Linked DNA regions of Homo sapiens: region 2 is linked to region 1. Evidence: chromatin loops called from intact Hi-C (ENCODE). Cell type or tissue: IMR-90. All regions are shown on one strand.

Evidence for each region. Hi-C counts contacts between places; a loop is a spot of excess contacts. Peaks named below come from ENCODE experiments on the same cell type or tissue, not always from the same donor. Only the 100,000 strongest peaks of a DNase experiment are listed, where the experiment ranks them.
Region 2: it touches region 1 in a loop (2.2-fold over the local background); 1 of 110 quality-filtered maps calls a loop at or near these places.

The regions. Positions count from the first base shown.
Region 1 is chr3:154,776,808-154,784,807 of GRCh38, forward strand. No RefSeq gene overlaps it. Among named protein-coding and RNA genes, the nearest start is that of MME, 300 kb to the right of the region's middle. In IMR-90, no CTCF peak of the experiment used is centred here; a DNase peak (open chromatin) is centred at 3,014; H3K27ac peaks cover 260 bases.
Region 2 is chr3:154,882,825-154,890,824 of GRCh38, forward strand. It overlaps LOC105374170 (a long non-coding RNA gene), which reads right to left and starts at 4,590. Exons shown (of 3, transcript XR_924602.1): 1 at 4,505-4,590. RefSeq lists an enhancer at 5,119-6,318. In IMR-90, no CTCF peak of the experiment used is centred here; DNase peaks (open chromatin) are centred at 2,397 and 3,817; H3K27ac peaks cover 2,648 bases.

The sequences.
Region 1 (8,000 bases):
AGAAAGAGGCTGATAGCATGGCCGAATAATAAACAGAATCCAAGACTTTGAAGTCTACCAGGTACAGTCCCCTCACCTACCCCTCTCTAGGAGAGACGGGAAAGAGAAGAAAATTAAGTGGATTAGAGTGACACATTTGCTTCAGAACCTCTTTCAGTTCCTTAATGCTCCCTCCCTGCAGATTCTTCTCCTGCCTGCTTCTAGCATTTCAAAAGCTCTGCTGTTGACGTCAATCATAATCTTCTGACTCCAGCCAAAGCCACACAATCCTCATAACATAGGTAGTAAACTAAGGAAAACCATTTAGAAATGCTTCTATTGCATTTCTGGATGGCAGGTCCTCTACTCTGTCTTCCTGACGTCTTCACATTTTATTCCCAGTACCTAGGCACAGAAGACATGTTATTTATTAGAGTAACTCCTGGACTCTATTCACTGAGCTCTTAAGCTGTACTTTTGGACCAACTAAAGGAACTGATATCTGACGTCCAGAATTTGGGGGGAATGTTAGCAAGTATATAAATCCTCAAATGCTTCCTTGAAGTATGTTATCACATAAAGATGCTAATAAGTTTTCTAAAAATTGTTAAAATGGGGCTATGGTGGCAGAATTTTCTCTGGTTTCTGGGAGCCACTGCTGCATCGCTCATTTGACTTACACTTGCAGAGCGCTTGTATGTGACAGACACTGTGGGTACAAGAGTGACCCTCAAGGAGATTACAGCTTAGTGAAGATGCAGACAAGTGGACAAACTCCTTCAGCATATCAACCTCATCATTTTATAGGTAATGCCAGAAGGACAAATTGATGTAGATTATTAAACACAGAAATGGGAAAGCACATTTTTTTCTTCTTGATTTCTTATGGGTTGTTGGCCACAAAACTAGCATGTGAGTACTACTGATGTAAATTTACTGAGGCTTTACGTGGGATGTCAGAAGAGGTGTGAAGGATTTCAATAATACCTATAGTTGGTATTTCTATTTGTATTTACTTAGAATTACAAATAATCATATAAGCAAGGAAAGTTTGAACAGAAACCTTTATTATGAGGAAAGGAAGAAAAATGTACAAAAAGACCAAAGGCATATTGCAAAGATTAAGCATGTTGAGGATTAAGTAAATTTATGTAACTCCTACTTTTGTGTTTTCCTCCCTGTCATAGGCAATCTCTAAAATGTCCCCCAATATCCCTGTCTCATGGTCCTCACAACCTTGTGAGTGGTACTCATATCTCTTTTTGAATGCGGGCTGGGCTTGAGTCTTTCTCTGCTTTCTTGTTTTGAGGGGAGCCAGCTGCTACACTGTCAGCTGCCCTATGGAGACACCTCTGTGATAAGGAACTGAGAGAGTCCCTAGCCAATATCCAGCAAGACACTAAGGCCCTCAGTCCAACAACCCATAAGAAATCAAATCTTAGCAACAACCACGAGTGAGATGGGAAGCTGATCCTCCCTTAGCTGAGCCCTGAGCTGACTGCAATCCCAAATGACATGAATGAAACCTTGATTGCATCCTCATTGGAGGCCCTGAGCCAGAAGATCCAGCTAAGCTGTACTCAGATTGCTGCTCCATGAAAACTGTCTGATAATAAATATTTATGGTCTCAAATCACTATGTTTTGGGGCCAATTTGTTGTGGAACAATATATGTAAGGCTCCCTCTCTTCAAAAATGAGGAAACATTTAATTGGATCTTGAAAGAAATAAAAAGCTGTTTCTCAAGTCTATGAGCATGTGGAGATGATTTATCTTGTCATAATCTTCCTTGCTTCTTTGGTTTTCCTTCTACCTACTTTACTACCAACTCTCCTAATTCCTTCTTTCCACCGACCATGGGAGATACGTATGGAGTAGTGAGTAGTGCAAAGCATGCATGGGAGGTTTGGAAGCTTTGAGATATACACAAATTCTTCAGGGCAAGACCCAGGAGTGGACAAGATCTGGGGTGGAGGCATGGGCTAAGCCCACAAAAGCCTCTTTCTGTCTACTTCCTCCAGAGCAATTCCATTTTTATTATTTCACAAACTGAGATTCTGCATAAAATTTAATTTGAAAAAAGCATCTCAATTAAAAAGAAAGTTTGAAATGCTTAAAAAGCACTTGTCTAGCACGTGTGCTTTCCAGACAAAGGACTAGGAGACAAAAAGCACGATTGCACAGTTCTCTGAGATTCAGTTTCCTCACCTCTCTCCTGGAGATTAAATGACCCATCTATACCTGTCACAGGGTTGTGGGGAGGTTTCTCTGTGAAGAATGAGAATCCCCTCTGTCCTTGTGGCCTGGACACTCTAGCCCAGATACTCCTCAGGGCTTCTTCTCCTATTCTGTACTCAAACTCCAGGTCTCCCTGAGGTTCTACAAATATCAGTCCACCCTCCATCACTCTTTGTGTTCTTTAACTCTGCTGGTGTTTCTTCATCTCACTTATTACAGCCTGATATATTTTGTATTTGTTTGAGATTTTTAAATCGTGTTTCTTTCCTACCGTGCACTAGAATACAGGCTTCAAGAGGGCAAGTACTTTGTATATTTGGTTATATGCTATGTGCATTCTATATCATCAAGATTTAGAACACTGCCTGACACCTAACATACTCAATAAAAATTTCTTGAATGAAAAGAATGAATGAATGAATGAAATGAGACAATGATTTGTGCCCTTAGTGTGATATTCTAAAATAGGCTATTCTTCTTATCTAACTCTTCCTGGGTAACTGTATCTTTGGATACAAGTACAATAGTAACAGATTTACTCCACACCACTGGAATAAGTTAATGCCCTTTCCCAATTTCAAATTTATTCAGGGATTCCAAAGCAACTAATCAGGATGTACATTCTCTTTTAAATTTGATAAAAAAAAAAAAAAAACCAGCTACATAGGTTTAAGGAACAGCTGCCACTCTTCCCCCTCACTCCCATATTCCAGCACACTCACATTATTACTTTGACGTATCCCTGAATAATTTGTGGTGAGGTTCACATGCCAACCCCGTGTTACAACTCCCCCACCCTGTTGGTGTCTGGAGAGCTTCCAGACTCATGGCTGAGGAAAATAGAACTGAGAGGCAAAGAAGAAACAAAGTCACCCAGTTATGTTTCCAAGATAGCATAACATGAAGCTTTGTTTTATTATACAGTTTGAATTCCAGAATTGGATTTGAAAAGTGGTTTGTGAATAATTTTATATGAAATAAAACTAAAGAATGACAAATGGTGTTTGTTAATTGCTCTTCCTGTTATTAAAACAAAAGATTCAGAAAGATCATTTTAGATAAAAATTGCCAAACTTTTGAAAATGAGTTGAAATAATTTAAGATCAAATAATGCATTTTCTAAGTGTTTCTGCTGTATGAGTAGTAAAAATTACTAACCCAAAGTTTTAAAGTAGAATTTTGTAAGAAACGTTTTTAGAGTCAAAAACTATAGTGTGTATTTTTCTCTCTGATGATTTCTTCCTTCTTAGAGAATGGGAAATCTGATAGTTGCCTTTTCGTCTCTTTCTACATACCTTGTTTTCAAGGTGAAGCTCATTAGCACATAGCACAAGCTGAATTCTGATTTTCTAGCTGCAGAGGATGATCTGAATGATGATGAGGATTAGCTCATTCTTGAGTAGGTGTGATCAGTGGATCCCTGAGAACTGCCTCCTCAGCCAACCATTGTTAAATTCATCCTTCCCCTCATAGCAGGACTGAGGCTCAGCTAGCAGCACCAGTTTAGGAATGCTCATTGTTTACAGTCAGGGTCCATTCTAATTGGGCTGGTATATGTTCACATTGATGTTGCTCATGTCTTCCTGGTTGTTAAATATTTACATGGCCCTGAATTTTCTTTGGGGTACAAGTGGTTTAGGAGACACTTAAGACTGATGATGTAACCTTACCTGCAAGGACTGGTTTAGTGATAGGGAAGTGGCCTGAGCCAGTCCAAAACCAGAAGGGATCCCAGAGTTTGGTTGGGAATTCCAGGACACAAATGTCCCTTCTTGTTCTGGATGTTGTGATGTATGGTTGTGAAGTCTGCAATCATTTTGTCACCATAAGGAAAACTAGTCTGAAGGGGAGGCTGACACACAGAGAATGACAGAACTGAGAGTATAATAAAAAATAAGTAGTCCAGTACAAATAGCACCTAAAGCCCACTCTACTTCTAAACTTTTTGAGCTACATAAGCTAATATATTCCTTTTTGTAACTTGGGGCTTTCTGTAACTTGAAACAGAGATAATCCAACTGATAACGGAGGGATGTATCACTAAAGAGGATGATGGTACTATGACGGTACTGTTTTCACAAATCGTATCTTTTAATGTCCAAGGACTTAATAGTAGTGAAGAATTATTTGCAATAATTAGCTGAGTACTTATTATTTCCCAGTCACTTTACACTGTTATTAAATTTAATACCCAAAATAGTCCTGTGAGAATAAAAACATTATCCCATTTACTGGATTGGCCAAATAAAGCTCAGAGAAAATGCATTTCCAACACCAGGTGATCAAAGCAGAACTGACACCCAGCACTGCCTGACTCCACAATTTTACAATGGCCTCAGCCTCCCATGCCACCACATCTTTCATTACACTATTCTACTGTAGTTAACTGGATTGGGAAGGATCTTGCCCACCACGCAGATGAGTTTTAGTGGCTTTTATTTTGGGAGGAGGAAGAGAGGACATGTCACAGCATAGACTCTTTTGAGAATGTATTGAAATCTATGACACTCTTCTCATGAAAAAAACATAGTTAATGCTCATAAGACAACCTGTTTAGTATAATGCCAGAGGATTCACAGAGGTCCGTGAAGGCCATCCATGCCTCTCTTTATTGTTCCCACCCCCAGTTTCAGAAATCTAGCTATATTCTTTGTAGACCCGTAGATGATTTTAAGTTAAATAATGACATAATCTGATTTGCACTCTGCAAACATAATTCTGGTGGCTACCAGAGGATAGGCTAGAAGGTTGAGTGCCTGCAGGAAGGAATGTGCATTGGCATTCTACAGCATAATTGTATCCAGGTGGCGGTGAGAACATGAGAGTGGACTATATCTAAGCAAGAGAGCCAAGGACAGGTGGAATGTGTGGGATGCAAAGAGTGAAGCAAAAGAAGGAGTCCTGGATGACTCCAAAATCCTTAAATCTGATAACTTGGCAGAGGCATGGAATTAACAGGGAGAAGAAACAAAAATTGGTGTTCACAGAAGAAGGAATGAATTGAAACTATCAACATTGTAATAGAGGATGTGACTTAGAATTAAGTGTTACATGACAACTATGCCTGACTGATATGAATAAACAGGGAGCAGAGAAGCACAGAGATGTTTCTGATATAAGAAACATTATCTAAGCAGATGAAAAATTACCAAAAATATGGGCCAAGGAAAAGTTGAAAAGTGTGTTTGCTTTTTCCCAAGAGAATATTTCAATTTTTGTGCAATCTGCATTCCCCAGGTCATATTGGTCTGGGAGTAAAAATAGGAACAGAAGAGCAGAAACAAACAATAATTTGCTCGTTTGACTTTTTCTGCTATGCACCACACACTACACATGTGTGCGGGAGCAAATGTCTTGACTGTTTCTGCCCTGGTTATTGAGCTCATTCCTGAGTGCTGAGGTGCTCTGTTCAAGATGCACAAGGTCTTATGTTCTGCTCAGACTCCCATGTTCTGTTTTTTTTTTTTTTGCATAATGTCAGCTCTTCTCAGGGACCCCAAATGGTAAAGGACCCACCTTTGTATCTCCCGAATCAATGCCTAGTTGATGAATTTTAGCACAGAAAAGCAGACAACTTCTTTAAAGTTACTTTTTATTATATGGCTGGCAGTCCTTTTCACTAACTGGCTTCATCCTTTCTTCCCCACCTCCCACCCACTCCACTCCAGAAAAAAACTAGACAGCTACTCCCTAGAATACAAAATTGCCACACCCTCTCTAACTCTGATCCAGAAATTGCTTTTCTTTCAGATGCCCTCTTGTATCTCCTGCAAGTTGGCTGGTGAAACACCATACCAATGGGTGTCTAGAAATCACCATTAGGGGTAAACCCCGGGGAGTTTATATCATGCTACATCTTGAGATAACACAATGATACAAATACGATATTGGAAGATGTCATTCGATGTTGTTACATAGTTGTTTGCACAGAATTAGATTTCTGAAAATGTTAATGTGCAACTTTTCTCTCCCAGCATTAACGACACAACAACAACAACAACTGCAACCACAGCAAAGTTGCATTGACTTAATGTCTGGATGTTTGTTTTATATAAATGTTTTAATCATCTCAAGGATCAGAATTATACACTGAAAATAGAAACCCAAATCATCTTGGCTCTTGATTTATTCTGCTACATGAAACCATAGTGAGAGTGGATGACTTTGTCAACTTTTTAAAGCCAGACTTCTCGCACATATTGTTAACAATGTCCCTGGCTTCTGTGGTTTCACGTGCCGTATTGGATGTCAGTGGAGAACATGTTCTATGGGGAGTTTCCTTTCTGGACAACATCACCACATCACTAATTTGCTTTCAGTAAGGAAGAAAAATTAAAATATAAAGCTGAAAAAAAAGTAAGTTCAAGAAAAGAAAGCAAAATGTCTCATTATATAATTAGAAGCTAATTCAAAATTTACATTTGAAAGTATTGCAGTTATATGCCAGTTTAATCTCTGCCATAAGCTTCCTCAAGACTACAGATACCAAACATTTTAGATTTCACAACGGATTCTGAGTATCCTGTACCAAAAACAAGGAAGGAGTGTCAGAAAACATTTCACAGCAAATCTGAAGCAGCTTGACAAAACAAGCAGAAAAAATTAGGAAGTAACAACATTGCATAGTCAGCCAAGTATACTGGGAATCAGTCAGCAACAGAGATACACTTTCTGGAACAAATGCTTAAAATCAACTGTGAGTGTGAAAGTCGGGGATTCAAACACACGTGACAACTAATGGTACAACTACAAATCCTTAAATGGTACACTCTCCTGTGGGACTTTTGCTACTTCTCAGACATTACCAATCCACTGGGCACACATACATCCACCACTAAGGGGAAGGACATCTCCCAATAAGCAATATTGCAGCAGCTATTGGTACAGATTCATTGACAAATTCGTGATCTCATCTTTCCTTGTAGCAAAGGCTGAGTTTGCCTATTCAGGGACATTTATAACTATTTCAAACAGTTAAAATAAAAATCTTATTTTTTTTTTAGATGGAATTTTGATCTTGTTGGCCAGGCTGGAGTGACAGTGGTGTGATTTCAGCTCACTGCAACCTCCGCCTCCCAGGTTCAAGCGATTCTCCTGCATCAGCCTCTAGAGTAGCTGGGATTACAGGTGGCCACCACCATGCCTGGCTAATTTTTTTGTGTTTTTAGTAGAGATGGGGTTTCACCATGTTGGTAAGGCTTGGTCTCTAACTCCCGACCTCAGGTGATCCACCCGCCTCAGCCTCCCAAAGTGCTGGGATTACAGGTGTGAGCCACCACGCCCAGCCAAAATAAAAATCTTAAAGCCATTTTCAAAGTGAGTCTGAGAAATAGAAGCCTAATTATCTGAGATCCAGGAAAGTAGTGTTCTATGCTGACTCTTTTTTCTTCTTCAAATATGTCTTGGTTCTCTGCATTTCTATTTGTTTTAAAATCAGTTTGTCAATTTACACACAAACACACACACACACACCCTATTGGAATTTTTATTGGGATTGCATCAAATCTCTAAATCACTATGGGGAGAAATTTTATCTCTTTACAATACTGAATCTTCCAATTCATTAACACTGATTAGATCTCATTTATTTAGCTCTCCTTCCCTCATTTATTTAGATCTGTGGTAGTTTATTTCAGTGATGATTATATTTTTCTGTATATAGATCTTACACATCATTTGTGAAATTCATTTCTAAGCATTAATGTTTTTATGCTCTTATAAAAGTACTGTTTTTAGATTTTAACTATGTGTTTGTTGCTGGTATCAGAAAAACAGTCAATTTC
Region 2 (8,000 bases), 110 kb after region 1:
TTAGAAAGAAATGTTAGCAATTCTCTACAATTTCTTTCACAGTAGAGAAGCAGAGGGAATATTTCCTAACTCATTTTATGAGGCCAATATTACTCTAATACCCAAACTGGACAAAGACATTAGAAGAAATAAAAACTACAGATCAATACATTTTATGAAAATAGCTGTAAAAATCCTCAGTAAATCATATCAAACAATGTATATAAAATCATACACCATGACCAAGTGGTATTTATCCTTGATATACAAGTTTGGTTCAACATTTGAAAATCAATTTTTGTATTCCATCACATCAACAAGCTAATAAATAAAAACCACATTATCATATCAATAGATGCAAAAAACGCATTTGACAAACTCTAACATTCATTCATAATAAAAAGGCTTAGTAAACTAGAAATGGAGGGGAACTTCATCAACTTGAGAGAGAATATATACAAAAACCCTACAGCTAACCTATAGTTAGCATGATACTTAATGGTGAGAAACATAAAACTTTCCCAGTAATTTCAAGAACAAGGCAAGGATGTCTCTTCTCATCACATTTTATCAACATTGTACTGGAAGTTTAGCTAATACAACAAGACAGAAAAAGGAAAGGAAATAATATGTATACAGGTTAAGAAGGAAGAAGTGTAACTCTTTATGTAAAGATGATATGATTCTCTCAAAGAATTGATTTAAAACAAACAAAAAATACTCCTGGAACTACTAAGCAATTTTAGCAAGGCTCCAGGATACAAAGTTAATATAAAAAAGTCAATAGTGGCCAGGTACAGTGGCTCACGCCTGTAATCCCAGCATTTTGGGAGTCCAAGCTGAGCAGATTGCTTGAGCCCAGGAGTTTGAGACCAGTCTGGTCAACATGGAGAAAACCTGTCTTTACTAAAAAAATGGAAAAAATTGCCAGGCGTGGTGATGCATGCTTGTAGTTCCAGCTACTCGAGAGGCTGAGGTGGGAGGATCACCTGAGTCCAAGATGCAGAGGTTGCAGTGGGCTGAGATTGCACCACACCACTGCACTCCAGCCTGGACCATAGAGCAAGACCCTGTCTCAAAAAAAAATGAATAAATAAGTCAATAGATTTTCCATATACCAGCAATGAACAAGGGGAATTTGAAATTAAAAACACAATAACATTTACATTAGCACACCCCAGAAAGTACTTAAGTATAAATCTTACAATATATGTACAAGATTTATATGAGTGAACCCACAAAATTCTAATGAAAGCTATCAAAGAAGAACTAAATAAATGGAGAGATATTCCATATTCATGGATAGAAAGTATCAACATTATCAAGATGTCAGTTCTTCCCAACTTGGTCTATAGATTTAAAATAATTACAATGAAAATCCAAGTTACTTTGTAGATATTGACAAATTGATTCTAAAGTTTATGGGGGAAGGAAAAAAATCTAGAATAGTCCAGATGACATTGAAGAAAAAGAACAAAGTTAGAGACTGACACCACATGACTTTAAAACTTACTACAAAGCTACAGTAATCAACACAGTGTGATATTGGTGAAAGAATATACAAATAGATCAATAGAACAGAATAGAGATCCCAGAAACAGACCCACATAAATACAGTCAACTGATCTTTGTCAAAAGAGCAATGTAATAGATAAAAGATACTCTTCAACAAATGATGCTGGAATAACTGCACACCTAGCTGCGAAAAAAAAAAAAAAAAAGAATCTAAACAGAAATCTTACACCCTTCAGAAAAATCAACTCAATATGAACCATATACCTAAATGTTAACCACAAAACTAGAAAACTCCTAGAAGATAACATAAGAGATAACCTAGATGACCTTGGGCGTAACAGTGACTTTTTAGATAAAACATCAAAAGCACCATCCATGATAGAAATAATTGATAAGCTGGACTTCATTAAAATTAAAAACTCCTCTGTGAAAGACAATTTCAAGAGAATGGGAAGAGAAGCCACAGACTGGGAGAAAATATTTGCGAAAGACACATATGAAAAGGGCTGTTATCTAAAATATACAAAAACTCTTGAAACTCAAGAATAAGAAAACACACAATCTTTAAAACTGGGCCAAAGACTCAGACACCTCACCAAGAAAAAACATGAATGCAAATGCAAATAAGCATGTGAAAAGATGCTTTGCTTCATATGTCATCAGAGAAATGCAAATTAAACAATAATGAGATAGCATTACACACATATTAGACTGTCCAAAGTCTGGAACACCAGTAACACAAAATGTTGTCCAGGATGCCAAGCAACAGGAACTTTCATTCATTGCTGGTGGGGATGCAAAATGGTACAGCTACTGTTGAAGAGAGTTTGGCAGTTTCTACAAAACTGAATATACTCTTACCACACAACTTAGCAAATGCATTTCTTGGCATTTATGCAAAAGAGTTGGAAAGTTATGTCCACACACACATACACACAAAAATGCACATGAATGTTTATAACAGCTTTAGTCATAGTTGCCAAAACTTGGAAACAATCAAGATATCCTCAGTGAATGAACAAATTAATAAACTGTGGTACACTCAGACATTAGAATATTATTCAGTGCTAAAAAGAAATGAGCTACAAAGATATGGAGGAATGTATATTATATATATATTATATTAAGTGTATATTATTAAGTGAAAGATACCAATCTGAAAAATCTATATGCTGTATGATTCCAACACGATCTTCTGGAAAGGCAAGACTAAAAGATCACTGGTTGCCAGGGATTGCAGGAAGGAAGAAATGAATACATGGAGCACAGATGATTTTAAGGGCAGTGAAAATACTCCATATGGTGCTATAATTATGCATATGTATCTTCATATTTACATTTGTCTAAACCCACAGAATGTACGACACCAAGAACAAACTGTAATGTACACTACAGACTTTGGGTGATTATGATGTGTCAACGTAGGTTCATCAATTGCAACAAATGTACCACTCTGGTAAATAATGTTGATAATAAGGCAAGCTATGCATATGTAGGGGCATGGAGAATGGGAAATCTATGTACTTCCCCTTAATTTTGCTATGAACCTAAAAATACTCTAAAAAAATAAGTAAACAAAAATAGTAGGTTCTCAGTAACCATTAATATTACCCCAAGCCTAGCTCAGCACTATGTATCATTATGAAGATGGCTTTGTTTTGATCTTCCTAAATGTGTAGAACTTTACATTATTTTCAAAGGCAATTTAATACAGACGTTGGTGCCAGGGCATTTAAACAAATATTTTTTAAAAATTTATATGAGGCTAAGTTAGAGATTCTATCACATTCATAATATGTTATGAGCTATCACAAATATTTTAAAATGTCAATCTAAAGAAATTCTATTTCTTTTCCAAACATTTCCAGAGCTCACTTGGAAAAAATATTTTTTTCTAGATATGAAGCTCCTGATATTAGGTAAAGAAACCTAATCAGTTGCTTAAGCAATAAAAGAGAAAGTGAGAAACAGGACCTGAAGGGTATTCTAAGGATAAAGGAGCAAGGGTTTTTCATTTTTTCTCAAAAGAGAAAGACAAGGAATTACAAAATATCTAGGAACAATTTAGGAACAAATTAGGAGACCCATTTAGGAATTTTTAAAAATCACTCATATTTGAATTTACAAGAAAAACGTTCCCATGAGTCATAAAAAATGAGTGTAATTCTGTGAGGAATCTTGATTTGTCTATGGATTTAAATGAATTCTTGATGTGTCACATAATCAAATGTGGTTTGTACTACGTGATGTAAACAGCCCTAGAATTCCCCTTCCTGCTGAGAACTTAATGACTAAATCCTCAGAGCTGAGAAGACACAGGCTACACAAATCTTGAAAGCATCAGATTCACCAGCCCATGTTCAGGAAGCCATTTCTCATAGCTGGAAGCCAACCAGCCATCCTGGGCTCTGGAAAATGTGATGACGTTTACAGTGTGATTTGAGCAACTTGTGCAGAACTGTGAGACTCAGGATACAATGTCTACATGCTCAAGACTTACCATCCCCAAACACCATTTAGTTCACTTTTTACATTAATTATCTCACTAAGAGAGAAAATGGAAATGTGAAAAAACGGCATGAAGAAACAAGCGAAAAACCAACCATAGCAGTGAACAGAAAGCCCCAGAATCAGACTTGACCTGTCTTCATCTTTTTACCTGGGCCAACCTGACTGAAAGCTGAAGTTTCTGAAGGAAAAACAAAGATGACTATGTCTGAATATCATAAATACTTAGACAAGCATTAAATATGGCAGCATGAACAAGATTGTATCTAGCTCCTGTTTTGTAGGTGGAAAAATTGAGACAAAAATGTTAAGTAATGTGGCTTTCATAGTACCTACAAAAATGAGGACTCTAAGGTGAGGGAATTCACTTCTCTGAATTATGAGGACAAATAAGTTTATACTTGGAAAAAATACAAAATACAGCCCAGATAAAAAGCAAATAGCCTTTAGATAACTACGGAACCAAAAGTGTTAATACTTGTTTTCGAATTCTGTGACTTACCGATTGCTAGTCTATCTACCTTGTTTGGTAGGACATATCAGCGATGCACTTGTGGGCATTTATCTCCACATTCCTCCTGAATGAAGGCCAGAGGTAAAAGAGGAATCAGGAAGCAGGAGAAAATGTAAAGGTTTCCATTTTAAATTCCAGAACTTAGATATAAAAGGTTTTTGTGTAGTGTTGCCATGTACAACGTATATTTGTTGTGTTTTAGCTGTCTGTATCTATTCCTCTTTGATTTGGAAACACTTTCTCAATCCCTTGAGTGAATTTTCACTCCACTGCTATGTTTGCTGGCTTCATGGGATTATTAGTCCAGGTGCCGCTATTCAAGTGCTGGGCCTATGACTCCAGTTAGGCTAATTGTATTCTCCCTTGAAGGACTTGGAATCTTGAGTCAAGATGCAAAGATCTAAAACCCCGACAGGTGTTTAATTTTAAGACGGAAGACATTGAGGCCAGGTGTGGCGGCTCATGACTGTAATCCCAGCACTTTGGGAGGCCAAGGTGGGTGGATCACCTGAGGTCAGAACTTTGAGACCAGCCTGGCCAAAATGGCAAAACCCCGACTCCACTGAAACTACAAAAACTAGCCAGGCGTGGTGGTGCACACCTATAATCCCAGCTGCTCTGCAGACTGAGACAAGAGAATTGCTTGAACCCGTGAGGTGCAGGTTGCAGTGAGCCAAGATGGTGCAACTGCACTCCAGCCTGGGTGACAAGGCTTGCAAGACTCTGTCTCAAAAAAAAGAAAAAAGAAACTGCCCACCACATCCTGCCACATGAACTCCTAGTGCCTCTCTCTCCCTGGGTCTACACTTTCCCCTTTTGTTCTGAAACTTAGCCAGTACCATTTCAATTAATGTATTAATATTTTTCATTTGAATCTCAGTCTTTGGGTTGCTCACAGCTATAGTAGGGAAGATGTTGGCTCTCAAGATCTTAGCACACCGTCTGACACTTAGAAGGCCTTCAGTAAATACTTTTTGAATTGTGTTAGGAATTGGTGGGTTCTTGGTCTCACTAACCTCAAGAATGAAGCCACTGATTCTCGCAGTGAGTACAGTTCTTAAAGGCAGCATGTCCAGAGTTTGTTCCTTCTGATGTTCAGATGTGTTCGGAGTTTCTTCCTTCTGCTGGGTTCGTGGTCTCGCTAGCTTCAGGCGTGAAGCTGCAGACTTTCGCAGTGACTGTTACAGCTCTTAAGGCAGCACATCTGGAATTGTCCATTCCTCCCAGTGGGTTCGTGGTTTCGCTGCCCTCAAGAGAAAATGCAGACCTTCGCGGTGAGTGTTAAGCTCATAAAGGCAATGTGGACCCAAAGAGTGACAAGCAGCAAAATTTATTGCAAAGAGCAAAAGAACGCTGCAAAAGGAGACCCCAGCAGGTTGCCACTGCTGGCTCAGCAGCCTGCTTTTATTGCCTTATCTGGCCCCACCCACATCCTGCTGATTGGTCCATTTTACAGAGAGCTGATTGGTCCGTTTTGACAGGCTGCTGATTGGTGCATTTACAATCCCTGAGCTAGACACAAAAGTTCTCCAAGTCCCCACTAGATTAGCTAGCTACAGATTGCCAATTGTTGCATCCACAAACCTTGAGCTAGATACAGAGTGCTGATTGGTGCATTTACAAACCTTGAGCTAGATACAGAGTACTGATTGGTGTATTCACAATCCCTCAGCTAGACCTAAAGGTTCTCCACGTCCCCACCAGATCAGCTAGACATAGAGTGCTAATTGGTGCATTTACAAACCTTGAGCTAGACACAGCGTGCTGATTGGTGTATTCACAATCCCTTAGAGAGACATGAAGATTCTCCAAGTCCCCACTAGACTCAGGAGCCCAGCTGGCTTCACCTAGTGGATCCTGCACCAGGGCCACAGGCAGAGCTGCCCGCCAGTCCTGCCGTGCGCCTGCACTCCTCGGCCCTTGGGTGGTTGATGGGACCTGGCGCTGCGGAGCAGGGGGCGCAGCTCGTCCGGAGGCTCAGGCCGTGCAGGAGCCCATGGCGGCCGGGGAATGGGGGAGTCTCAGGCCCAAGCCCTGCCCCACAGGGAGGCAGCTGAGGCCCTGCCAGAACTTGAGTGCAGCACTGGCGGCGGGCCGGCACTGCTGGGGGACCCGGTGCACCCTCCACAGCTGCTGGCCCAGTTACTAAGTCCCTCACTGCCCGAGGCCGGCGGCGCCAGCCGGCCGCTCGGAGTGCGGGGCCCGCCGAACCCACGCCCTCCCGGAACTCGCGCTGGCCCACAAGCGCCGCGCGCAGCCTGGGTTCCCGCCCACGCCTCTCCCTCCACGCCTCCTCTCAAGCTGAGGGAGCCGGCTCTGGCCTCCGCCAGCCCAGAAAGGGGCTTCCACAGTGCAGCGGCGGGCTCAAGAGCTCCTCAAGCGCGGCCAGAGTGGGCGCCTAGGCCGAGTAGGCGCCGAGAGCGAGGGAGGGCTGCGAGCGCTGCCAGCATGCTGTCACCTCTCAGAATGACTTACGATCAAGGTAAATGTTGGCTACCATTGAAGCATATAGATTATGATCTTACATCGTCTTGGGGTAGGTGTAGAGAAAGCTTATCAGAGGAGTGTGGTTGAAAAAGTCGTATTTTTAACCTCCCACAGTGCCTTATAGAGAATAGGTACTTAATAAATGTTTGAATCAAAAACACAAAATCCTATAAAAATATGTTTCAGTAAATCTAAAATTGATACAGTTTTACTAAATTTTGTTACAACTGCTATGTTCAGAATGTTTGTGTCTCCCCAAAATTCATACATTGGAGCCTAATCCCCAATGTGGTAGAAATTAAGAGATGCGGATTTGTGGAGTTGATTAGGTTATGAGAGCTCAATCCTAGTGAATGGGATTAGTTCCTTTGTAAAAAAGAGGCCTGAGGGAACTTGTTTGCCTCTCAGGTCACATGAGGACATGGCAAACATGGCAACAAGGCACCATCTTTAAAGTAGAGAGCAAGCCTCACCAGACACTGAATCTGGAGGTGCCTTGATCTTGGACCTTCCAGCCGGTAAGAACTGTGAGCAATAAATTTGTCCTACTCATAAATTACCTCGTCTAAGATATTTTGTTCTAGCAGCCCTAACAAAGACAATAACCTTCTAAGATTTGTTTTATTATGCTGAATGAGACAACACAGATGGAGAAAAAAATTAAATCCTGCCAAAGTTGGGAGTTTTCATATCTTTTTCACTTTTGCCATCAAGTAATATTACCCTCCCCTCAAAGCAACAGAGCTGAGTTCTTTCTCATCTAGGTCTAAGGAGTAACAAACATCCTTGCTTTCTTTGAGTGCCAGAGTCAGTAACAGAAAAAGCTGGCGCAAATTCTCAGGAGGAAATGCTAATTTGACTCCTCTCCACAAAATGTTGACACTTGACAACTCTATGTTTTTAAAATCTGATACCAAGGGTATTATCAGGGTATAGGAGGTCTTTTTGAGTTAAAAACAGGCTTAGAGTTCTTTGATGAGAGCCAAAAGGCAGTCTG